Linked DNA regions of Homo sapiens: region 2 is linked to region 1. A link is a loop called in an ENCODE intact Hi-C map of the cell type or tissue named here. Cell type or tissue: GM12878. All regions are shown on one strand. Each heading gives the region's core, and the rest is flanking DNA. Links, peaks and the distances in the headings are about the cores only. Region 1 overlaps NBEA (neurobeachin). Region 2 overlaps STARD13 (StAR related lipid transfer domain containing 13).

The links. A loop is a pair of places that touch in the nucleus more often than their neighbours do. Peaks named below come from ENCODE experiments on the same cell type or tissue, not always from the same donor. Only the 100,000 strongest peaks of a DNase experiment are listed, where the experiment ranks them.
Region 2: a loop joins it to region 1, with 6 times the contacts of the local background. A loop is called at or near these places in 1 of 110 quality-filtered maps.

The regions. Positions count from the first base shown.
Region 1 is chr13:35,162,431-35,167,820 of GRCh38, forward strand. It overlaps NBEA (neurobeachin), which reads left to right. Exons shown (of 59, transcript NM_001385012.1): 24 at 1,926-2,079. Among named protein-coding and RNA genes, the nearest start is that of NBEA, 220 kb to the left of the region's middle. In GM12878, for the core only: a CTCF peak has its summit at 2,077 (motif pointing left); DNase peaks (open chromatin) are centred at 220 and 2,091; H3K27ac peaks cover 1,126 bases.
Region 2 is chr13:33,201,178-33,206,567 of GRCh38, forward strand. All of the region lies in intron 1 of STARD13 (StAR related lipid transfer domain containing 13), which reads right to left. Among named protein-coding and RNA genes, the nearest start is that of STARD13-AS, 74 kb to the right of the region's middle. RefSeq lists a silencer at 1,488-1,577. In GM12878, for the core only: no CTCF peak of the experiment used is centred there; DNase peaks (open chromatin) are centred at 1,698 and 3,115; H3K4me3 peaks cover 4,162 bases; H3K27ac peaks cover 5,000 bases.

The sequences.
Region 1 (5,390 bases), core at 145-5,144:
ATGCTTCTCCTCATTTTCCTTTTAGGATTCAAGGTGGCTGCTTCAGCTCCCAACCTCAATTCATAAGAAACCTGCCCAAATTAAAAGGCAGAGATGACTCTTCTTCCTTCCTCTTCTTCCTGTTTTTCCTCTGCCTCCTCTTCTTCTCTCTCCTCTTTCACTTTCTCTTTTTCTTCTCCTCTTTTCTTCTTTTTTTTAAAGGAAGCCCGTCAAGAAATTTCCCCCTTATATCTCGTGAGCCAGCAGGATCACATCCTCTTTCAAAATCAATCATCAGAAAAAGAAAATGGGATTATAATGACTGGCTTTTAGAGACTAATACTGGTTAATTAACTAGTAACTAGGGTTAGGCTAGTCTTTCCTATACCCAGTCAAGCTCAATAATAAAACAAAATATAAAATGTGTGTTAGCAGGGAAAAAGTTATGACTGTTGTGGAAGAAGTCAATAAAGTCTGCCATAGAAAGATTTTACTTTTGATTTTATTTGATCAATTTGTTCTTAGACTACTCATATACTTTCATTGCTAATTGTTATATGATAAATTACCTAGAGATGGTAACTGAGGAAACCTAAATACCATGAAATACATTGCTATTAACATGAAGACCAATGTATGGAGATAAATTATGTAATTTGATAATTATAATATCAGTAGCCTCCAAGTGAGTGATACTCAGCTTTTTTTCCAACCACCTACTCTGTGTTTTTGTTTTCTTTAATGGGCTCTCATGAAATTACCCAGGTAGAATTTAATGTAATTTAAATTTTTTAAAGGTAACACTTTATTTTTAGGACAGAGAGAAACATCTTGAAATTTAAGATACACAGTGATAGATAATAATTCACAACTCTAAAAGGGTGAGAATTATTGACTCAATTTTGACCATGAAGTAATTTCTTTTTTTTAATCTTATTTTTTTCCCATTAAAAAACAGTTCAGGCTAGGTGTGGTGGCTCACACCTATAATCCCAGCACTTTGGGAGGCCAAGGCGGGAGGATAGCTGGAGCTCAGGAGTTCGAGACCAGGGCAAGACCCTGTTTTTACAAACATTAACTAGGCGTGGTGGTGTCCACCTGTAGTCCCAGCTACTCGGGAATCTCCTGGGCCCAGGGAGGTTGAGGATGCACTAAGCCATGATCCCACCACTACACTCTAGCCTGGGTGACAGCAGAGATCCTTTCTCAAAAAAAAAAAAAAAATTATATTCTTGACTGACACCAAACGAAAGCAGGGTATTTTTTTGACATCTACATTGTATGTTTTGTATGAGAACACTGTACTACCAACTTACTTTGAGATTTTTTCCTTTTCTTATTAAATAAGTTCTTGAATTTGTACTGATTTATTTATACTCCCCTATCATGTCACTTCTTTAGCAGTATACATTTCAATGTGACTAGTCAAAGGTGGGGCTGAAGTCATTGGGGATGTGACAAATTGAAACTGCCTACAAAATAGAACTTTCAGTTAAATTTTTAGGTTTTCGGTTTCAAATTTTATTTATGGTTATGAAAATTTTGAATTGGTTATATTTTGAGTTTCCATATTATTTTTAACATTAGACATACTTTTTATATTTAAAAGGTTTTGCCTTTCAACAAAAAACAATCAGATTTGGCAAAATAAATATTTTTAGCCAAATTTGTTGAGTCAGTCATATGTCTTAGAATCTAGTACTGTATTTTTCAAGCAAAGTAATAATATAATGAGTTAATATACTTGGATACAACAAAATCCTGTGGAGATGAATGCTTAGTTTTTGGTAATATGATATCTCAATTATAAATTGCTTTATTTTATAATTTAATTTTAAATATAGCTAGCTCCTACAGTTCTATAATTTTTCACTTGTTATTCTAATTGTCTAAGCTTTTCATTTAAGTAAGCCAAAACATACTCATTTCTGTTTTCTGTATTTTAGCCATTCTACAAAGTCTGTAATGGATTTTGTCAATAGCAATGAAAATATTATTTTTGTACATAACACAATTCACCTCATTTCCCAAATGGTAGACAACATCATCATTGCTTGTGGAGGAATTTTACCTTTGCTCTCTGCTGCTACATCACCAACTGTAAGTACTTTGCCTCCATCTAGTGGTTATATTTTATAAATACATGACTTTAGCATTTCAGTGGTGGTCTAGGCTATAAACACATTTTAACCAGACCTGTACTTTTTAGGCAAATTTTTAACCATTTAAATTTCTATTTCCACCACTTTTGTTTATCAGTGTTGGGTTCCAGCTGTGTGTGCTTATGAAAATGTTTCTCTGGTAATTCTGATGAATACTTCATCAGAAGAGTATTGCATTCTTCATCAAAGATATTGTATATCTCTTCAAATCTGTAGTATAAATAAACTCTTAAAATCCTTGTTATTTAACATTTTCATTTATTTACTGATTCAACATTTATTTTACAAAATCTAGCCTTGTCTTGATTTGTTTCTATATAAAACATTGAAATGTGTTAATATAATACATTTTAAAGGCATTTAATGTTAATTGTGTATGTCATTTAAAATAAAATAGGTCAATGTTAACTTTGTATTTTAGTTGTCATTAAAAACAAATTCTTTGATTCAGACCAAGGCAGACTCCATAGCTACTTGCTCAGATGGGAAAGAATATAGAATTTTGCTTCCCATATTACCCACGTTCTTGTTGCCGTATTAGAAACTCATCCTTAAGCTCAGAAAGCATACCTTTGCCAGAGGGAAATATTTCATTTTACTAAGATGTGCTTTAGTTGGTGAGACACTGTTTCCAAGTTGATCTCTAAGTGTATTTCATCATTAACAAGCTTTTTCTACATGACTCTTTTTCTTACTGTTCTTTTGTTAATGCCACCACCATCACCAGAGCAGCCTTGAAACTTCAACATTAGCAGCCATAGGCTATATCCTCACACACTTTCCCCAGGCCTTACTCTTCTGTTTTATTCATGAATTTGCTCAAGAAGTCCACAAAGGGAAGCATTCCAGTTCAGAAGGAGGAATGCAACAGAGCAAGTCACCAGTAGGGCCTTAATCAAATTAGCAGCTGAACCAAGGAAATGGAGCTAAGAAGAACAGTATAAATTGTTGATGGTGTGTGAAGAGTGCAAGTATACATACACCACTCCTTTTCTTTAATCTCTCTTTTCCTCTGGTGATTTATACCAAATTCTGGTAAATTGAGAGTTGTGTATGATTTTTAAAATGCTTTCTAATAGTGAGACATAGAGGGCATTTTTTTCTTCTCTTTTCTTTTCTTTTTTTTTTTTTTTGACAGAGTATCATTCTGTGACCCAGGCTGGAGCAGAGTAGGGCGATCTCAGCTCACTGCAACCTCCGCCTCCTGGGTTCAAGCAATTCCTCTGCCTCAGCCTCCCAAGTAGCTGGGATTATAGGTGTGCACCACCACACCCAGCTAATTTTTGTATTTTTAGTAGTTATGGGGTTTCACTATGTTGGCCAGGCTGGTTTCAAACTCCTGACCTCAAATGATCTGCCTGTCTCAACCTCCCAAAGTGCAGGGATTACAGGCATGAGCCACTGCTCCCGGCCAACGTGTTTTTTGTTTTATATATTGAAGACTGAATAAATCAATATTTTCTTTGTGACATTTTTCTTGATCATATAAATTGCATTTTGTTTTATAAATTATCATTTGTTATGAAGAAATTTTTAAAAGGTTGTATTGAAATTCACTTTGAAATGTAATATTGAATGTTTTTAAATTTTGCATGGAACATAAAATGCTTCTTATGTAAAAAAAACAGTTTAGCAATAAGTTATTTCAATTTGTATAGGTTTAAAATATTCACATTACTAAATAGTTTTCCAAATTTTAAAGGCAAAAGATCTTTAACTATTAAGATAGAATATTAAAGTAATGAAGTAAACTATAACATACATACTATTGCACCAGTCAAATTTGCTTATTTGTTTTATGATGATTGTACAGTAAAGATACTGACGCTTTGAGGTTGGCTTCCAAAATTATTACGATTCAATTTTGACCACTGTAGTTTGGAATTTAAAATTATTTATTACCTAGACTATCTCAACAGACTTGGGAATTCATTCAATTATAGAAACCTTTGTTTATTTTCTCAATTTCTATATTTCTGTTATTTTGGCCCATTAACTGTTTGGACCTATGCCTGGTTGTACAACATAGCTGATTTTATGTTTTTAGAATGAATTGCTTCCTTAAGAGAAATAGCCGAACCTTTCTCCCATTTTGTATCTGGTAGAACTATGATTGGTGCTGACTGCTGAATGTTGTTTTTCTATTATGAATGTTGTTTTTGTATTACTGGGTTGTATAATATTCTTGCTAGAAGTTGTAACATAGCAGAGGGAAAAAGTTGGGAAAGAGGAGGTTGAATAATGAGGGAAATTAAACCGAATATTTGGGCTTTTTATATTTAAATTTAAAGTGTAAAAAGCCAAAAGAGAATTTTGGAAGGGATAAGTGAAAAAAGGAAACATTGGCAACGTGAAGATTACTGAAAGGAAACATTGTCTTGTAGGTGCTTTTAGAATTTTAATCCTAGATATATGAAGAGAGATGGAAACATTTGAAACTAAGGTTTGAGTGAGCTGGTAATTTTGTTTATATATATATAGTTTTTCAGAATATTCTTGTGTGCATTTTATGAAGAAATAGGAATAATAATGGTTTATGGCAGTAGTTCACAAACTTTTGTGTATGGGGCCAGATGGGAAATAGTTTAGGTTTCATTGGCAGTATTGTTATCTGTCACAGCTAGTCAACTCTGCTGTGATAGTACAAAAGCAGCAATAGACAATACATAAACAAATATTTTTTGTCTGCTGTTTCTGTGAGATTGACATAGAAGTGGTCTCTTTTCTGCCCTGGAAATTTAGATGAGTACAGTAATTTATACTAGAGATAACATTTTTGTATTGCTGTTATAGTATCATCATCATGGAAGAAAATTTTTGAACTGTTTAATCTTAGTTGGAAGGTACATATCTTAATGGAAACTTAAGAAAAAAAGAACATATATATATTGTTTATAATGATAGTTTGAGCACCTTGAACTTAGTACTCTTGAAGAAGCAGCACTTTATGGGAGTTTCAGTTTTGCCCAGATTACTTAAATTCATATGTAGCATAGAAAATAAATTACAAAAATAGTTTCAGATCTCCGAGTTAGACCAATAGTTTTAACTGTACTCAGGGAAAAAAAATAGACCTCTTAGTATGTAGTTTGGCCAATCTTTGCTTTGGGAAAGCAGCATTATTTTTGTTGTTGTTGATTTTTTTAGTTGATGTTTCTGTGACTAGTTAATTGAATCCTCTCATTTATTCTCTAATATATTGTTTAACTTGGTCATAAATGAAAGTGAAAAATTGGAGAAGAAAAAGAA
Region 2 (5,390 bases), core at 161-5,160, 2.0 Mb before region 1:
TAGCTCTGGCCCCTGTACCGAGAGCTTCAGCGGGTGGCATTATTAGTGGGGATGCACTTTAAGTATTATTCCAAGAATTGGAAACAGAAACCCTCCCACACTGAGCACAGATGTGGTGATGGATGATGTATCTCAGTGGCATGGCCCCATCAAATCCCGTGTTCAACTGACTACATGAACCTATTTTTGTCAGTGATTATTTCCGGTATTCCTGTGGTTTATCCCAATGTAACATGCAGAATCTACTATGATAACATGGCTTTACCTCTGCCAGTTATTCCATGTAAAAAGAGATTAAATGAGAGATTGCCAAAAAACTTCCACAATTTACATAGTTTTCTTCATAGTATTTGAACAAGTAGACTCAAATTTTCTTTTTACCTGTTTTAAACCTCAGCTCAAGAGCAAAGTTAAACCAGTTTGAATCTCCAGCTCTCCATGCAGTCAATTTTTAAATGAAAATGGTTGAGGCAGGCCTTCTAGGCCCCTTCTGATACTCAGATTATTGTTCTGTCAAAGAATTTTCAAATTCTGGCCTCAAAGGTTACCTTATTTTCAACATTTTCTAAATTTAAACAGAAGGGAGAGTAGTAAAATTGGAAGCATGGTAAGAAGTTGCTCAACTTGATTGTTCCAAGTATATCCTTGATTCTGTGTAAAGAACCTAAAAATGGAGGCCTTATGGTCAACATAATTAGTACATAATCTGTCAGGCAACCTTTGGATTCTTAAGAATTTTTATTTGATTATAAAAGTAATACTGGTCACTTATTTGCCATTTTTCATATTATTTATAAATAATATCATGCTGAACATCTTTGTTCAGAAAGCTTTGTCTACATTTTTATGAAACCATTTCGTTAGGATAGTTTCCTAGGAGAATTACTGGATCAGAGGATCTTGATAAATGCTGCCAAACTGCCTTTCAAAAAGATGGTCAGATTTTCTTTTTAAAACACAGCTAGTCACAGATATGCCAAGGCTCTCTCAGAATAGAGACAGATGGATGATAGTTTTAATGTTTAGTTACCTAACTATGATTAGTAGGATTCAGATAGGACTAGTAGGTTAATAGTTAATCTGCTGGTGATTAGATGTAGGGTTTTGCATTGTTGCAATCTCAGGTTCCCAGCTGACAACAGTCTATATGCTGTTATGCCATAAGGGACAATTTATTCCAGACACAAAAATGGGTACCAGGGTTCTGTCCCAGAAGGTGTGTAATGACAGGACCCCACAAAGAAGTGGTATGGAAAGACTGACTTTCTCATTCACTTGACAAACATTACTTGAACACCAACCAGACATAAGAAACTACAGCGAGCACCAGGGAGTCAAAGCAGCATGGTACCTGGCCTGTCTTTGCGGAGCCTAGGGAGGAAGGAAGATGTGTAAATAAAGAATGAAGTAGAATAAGATAAAACCTTGATTAGAAGTTTGGAACCATGAATGAAGAAGGCTCTAGCTCTGTGAAAGAATGGTGGTGGAGAAGGTTTCAAAGGCAAGTGATGCTTAAGGTAGCTTTGGAGGAGGAGGAGGATGTTGGCAAGTGGTAGAGAAAACATTTAGCAGAGCACAGGGACAGAACTGGGCAGAGCGTGGAGGTGTGAAAACATGGAGTGTAATAGTGAAGTCATCTGGTGGGTGGGGCAGGAGGGACACGGGTGGCAAAATTCGCTCACTTCCTCTTTCTGAGAGGGACCTCTGGGGGCTCCAAAGAAACCTTTGAGATCAAAAAAGAGCTAAGAGAAGCCTTTGAATGACGGGCAGAATTTATTAAGAAAGGGAAGAAAGGAATATTCCAGCAGCAAAGAAGTTGTCGAAGTTCAATTAGTGACTTTAAATGGCCTGAAAGTTTTCAAAGCATTTTCATGCACATTATGTCATATGGGCCTCCCAACCACCTCGTGCTACAGTAAGGCACACATTCTGATTCCCACAATGCAGCGGAAGAGCACAGTTGAATGGCGTGGCTCCCAAGGCTGCCATATTTCGAGATTCTAGGGGCCACCACACACCTGTGTTCACAGAACAGGGTGCGTGGTGATTCTCTGTACTGGCAGGTCTGGCTTCTGATGTCCTTTGCAGTACACTAAGCTGTGATCATGTTCATCATGTAAAATGAAAAGGATTTAAAATGAAAACACAGTAATCACTCCTATCTTTTCATATCTTATATGCTGCTATGCTATCAGTTTTACTGGATTATTTTGAAAGATGAAGTGGATGTGTGTGGGTATATGCATATATGAAGATTAGCATATATTTATTTGTATGGTATATCTATGTATCTATAAAATGTGAGAAAATATTAGGTACCTTAATCTGCACTATTATCCATTTTTTTTTACATTAGGAAGTTTAAAAATTACATATATTCAACCATACTAAATCAAAGCAGCATCACACCAATTTTAGCCCTATTTTTTAAAGTTCAACCTGTTTGAGGAAATGACTAGTCTTACACAATGCTGAGAATCTTGATGAGAAAATCAAATAGTTATTCTACAAAGAGAAAAAAAATAGATGCAAATACCTTCAAGAGCAGCCTCCTATAAACAAAAGTATTACTACATAAGATTATAGAATTTTGTTTTTAATTTTGTTTTAACTTTAAAGGCTAAAGTTTTTAGCTTTTTCAGTGTAATGCAGAAGTTCTGTCTAAGAGAGTGGAGGCAATTTCATTAATGGCATACGTACCAAAAGCTAATAGCACAAGATGCATTATAAATGTCTTACTGACATTTGAAATATCTCTGGGAGACAAAAATGGCTATAATTATTCATTATATTTGTAAGCAGTGAATTAGATTCATCAAAAGGTTAATCATCTTCCTCAAGGTCACAAAATTAGGCAGCATAAAGGTAGTATCTGAAATCCAAGGCTTCTGACTGTTACCTCGGTCCTTGAAATCAATTAAAATCGTCTCCATAAGGTCTGACGTGGGTACTGTCAGAAGCTGGCAAAATTCTTTTACACATTAGAAAAACAGGTGCGGATGCTACCTTGTCACATGTCAGCATGTGTCAGCACATGTGAGTTTAGCTCATGCAGAACATACTGGTTGGCATAGATGATTCCTTCACATGCAGATATGAATCTACACAACAACAGTATGTTCCAGTATTTCACAAAGAGTATCAGACGCACATCTCTCAATGACTACATAGGTTGCACAGAGTGTACAAAGAACTCTGTCTACTGATATTTCCTTCCTCTCATTTTTCACATTTAGACTGTAGGAAACAGGCTAAGCTAATGAAAAGACAGTACGACAAAATCTTCAACTTTCAGTTTCTGATTTCCCCAATAAGAAAAGACATAAATGTGTCATTTCTTATGAGACGCGTGGAAAGAACCCCGTAGAAACCATATGGTTGTCAGTAACGGCATAATCTCATTCAAAGGTGCTAAGAACACTAATGAGACCAGGATGTCAGGAAAAGCAGAAATAGATCAATATTTCTCTCCCATTTATAGTTGTCCTCACCATCAGTCTCTGCACCAGCTCTATGTAAATGAAATCAATCAGCAAGGATTTCTGCAAAACGCATAAAACAGTTCTCCTCTCAGCTCTACCGGAAGATAAATGATTCCAGACGTTGGCCTGTGGCCATTTTCCCACACATGCTCCAGAGCTCTGACATCCATATTGGGCCATAACACTGAGTGGTTTCTACTTTGGCGAGTTTACAGCCAGCGCTTCCACTTCTGGTTTGGACTAGACAGCCTGCTAATGCAGATGCAAAATAAGTCCCTTTCCGCCTGTGTAAATTGTAAAAGAATTGACTTTTTCCAATAAAGGACCTCCTGTGAGCCCCCTGAAAACTTTCTGCTATCGCTCATAGAATCTTATCATTCTCAATCACTGCTTTAGATCCCCTTGGAATTAGACGAATCCTGGCCTAATAAAACATGCGACATATGACATCGAACGCAAACCACTTAGATGTAACATACAATTACCAACAGCCCAAGTCCAACTTTGAAAACGAAGCCGTTGAAAAATGTATTAAACATAAATAGCAGGATTGTTTCATATGGTAGCTTATGTTCTGAAAGAGGGTAACAGACTTTCTGAGAAAGATAAACTACAGAAGATCCAGAAGCAGCTTCCTTTAAAAATGATGTCAACACCAATAACATTATTTGGAAGGCTCGTAGGAAGTCCAGGTCATATTCATAGCTATTTAAGTAACGTAGCCCATGGAATTAAGCATGCTAATACAAAGCATTTACTGCCAACCTCGTCAATCTGAAAGGTGGGTCGCTTTCTTAATAAACTGCCTTTGAGGAAAGATACAAATAATTTTGCCCATTGTTATAAATAGAGAGAGAAGGAAGGAAGGAAGGAAGGCCTTATCTATATCTGTAGTCTGAGATAAAACAATTCTCTCTGAGATTAAATAAAAGTAAAATAAATCTAACTGTAACTTGCAAATGTTTCTAGAGTGAGTAGCCAAAATGACAGTCACTGCTTTTTAATTTTAAATCAAGTTCTTGTTAAGAGAATGTTGTAAATATCAAGTCCACTACAAAGAAAACTTTTTATATCAATGACAAAACTCACAATCTACATAGGAAGTAACTGTTGTCTTTCCCACCACCACGACCTCTTTTTCTATGGAACACAAACTTACTTTGTTTAAAATTGTCCTTAGGCTGTGCTGTACCTTTCAAACAAAACCCCTCTCTTCTTCAATTCATTTTCAGCTTTCTTGAAAACTGCTCCTCAGAAACTGACAGATGGTGCATCTGTCACCGAGTGTTTTCTCTTCGTTATCTCTGCCAGCTAATATTTCCTCTGTGCTTGGCTGTTGTCTGTGAGACTGGTCCACATCATTCTAGCCTGATCAATGGTGTGCCTGGTTTGAGGTTGGTTTTGGCCCCGCCTCCAGCTCTAAGAGAAAAAAACGAAAACTCACAGCTGGATTTCCTATAAATCCTCTTTTTAAAACTGGCTCTGCCGCTCTGGCACATACCAGAGGAAACGCTGCCAGTCTATCACAAACCAAGGGGGGTGCTCCTTCTCCTAGGCACCCCCACCGCTAGTGTCAGGTGCCTTCCTTATATAACACATCCCATTTTAAGTTAGCCTAAAACTTCACAGGAAGGGAAGAAGTGTTTTAAACCAAGCTTAGGTTTTTCCATGCCTAATAAGACTCGAAAGAAGATGCCCATGACTGAAACACACACACACACACACACACACACACACCCATAAATAATTTTTAATCTGTTAATACTGTGCAAACCAATTCCAAGGAGAAAACAGAAAAGGAGAAAATGCCAAAATAGGATATAACAAAATCAGTGCACATTTAATTGTGTATCCTTAAAAAACTCAGGTCATCCTTCACATTCTGATGACATTACACCCTCAGTTGGC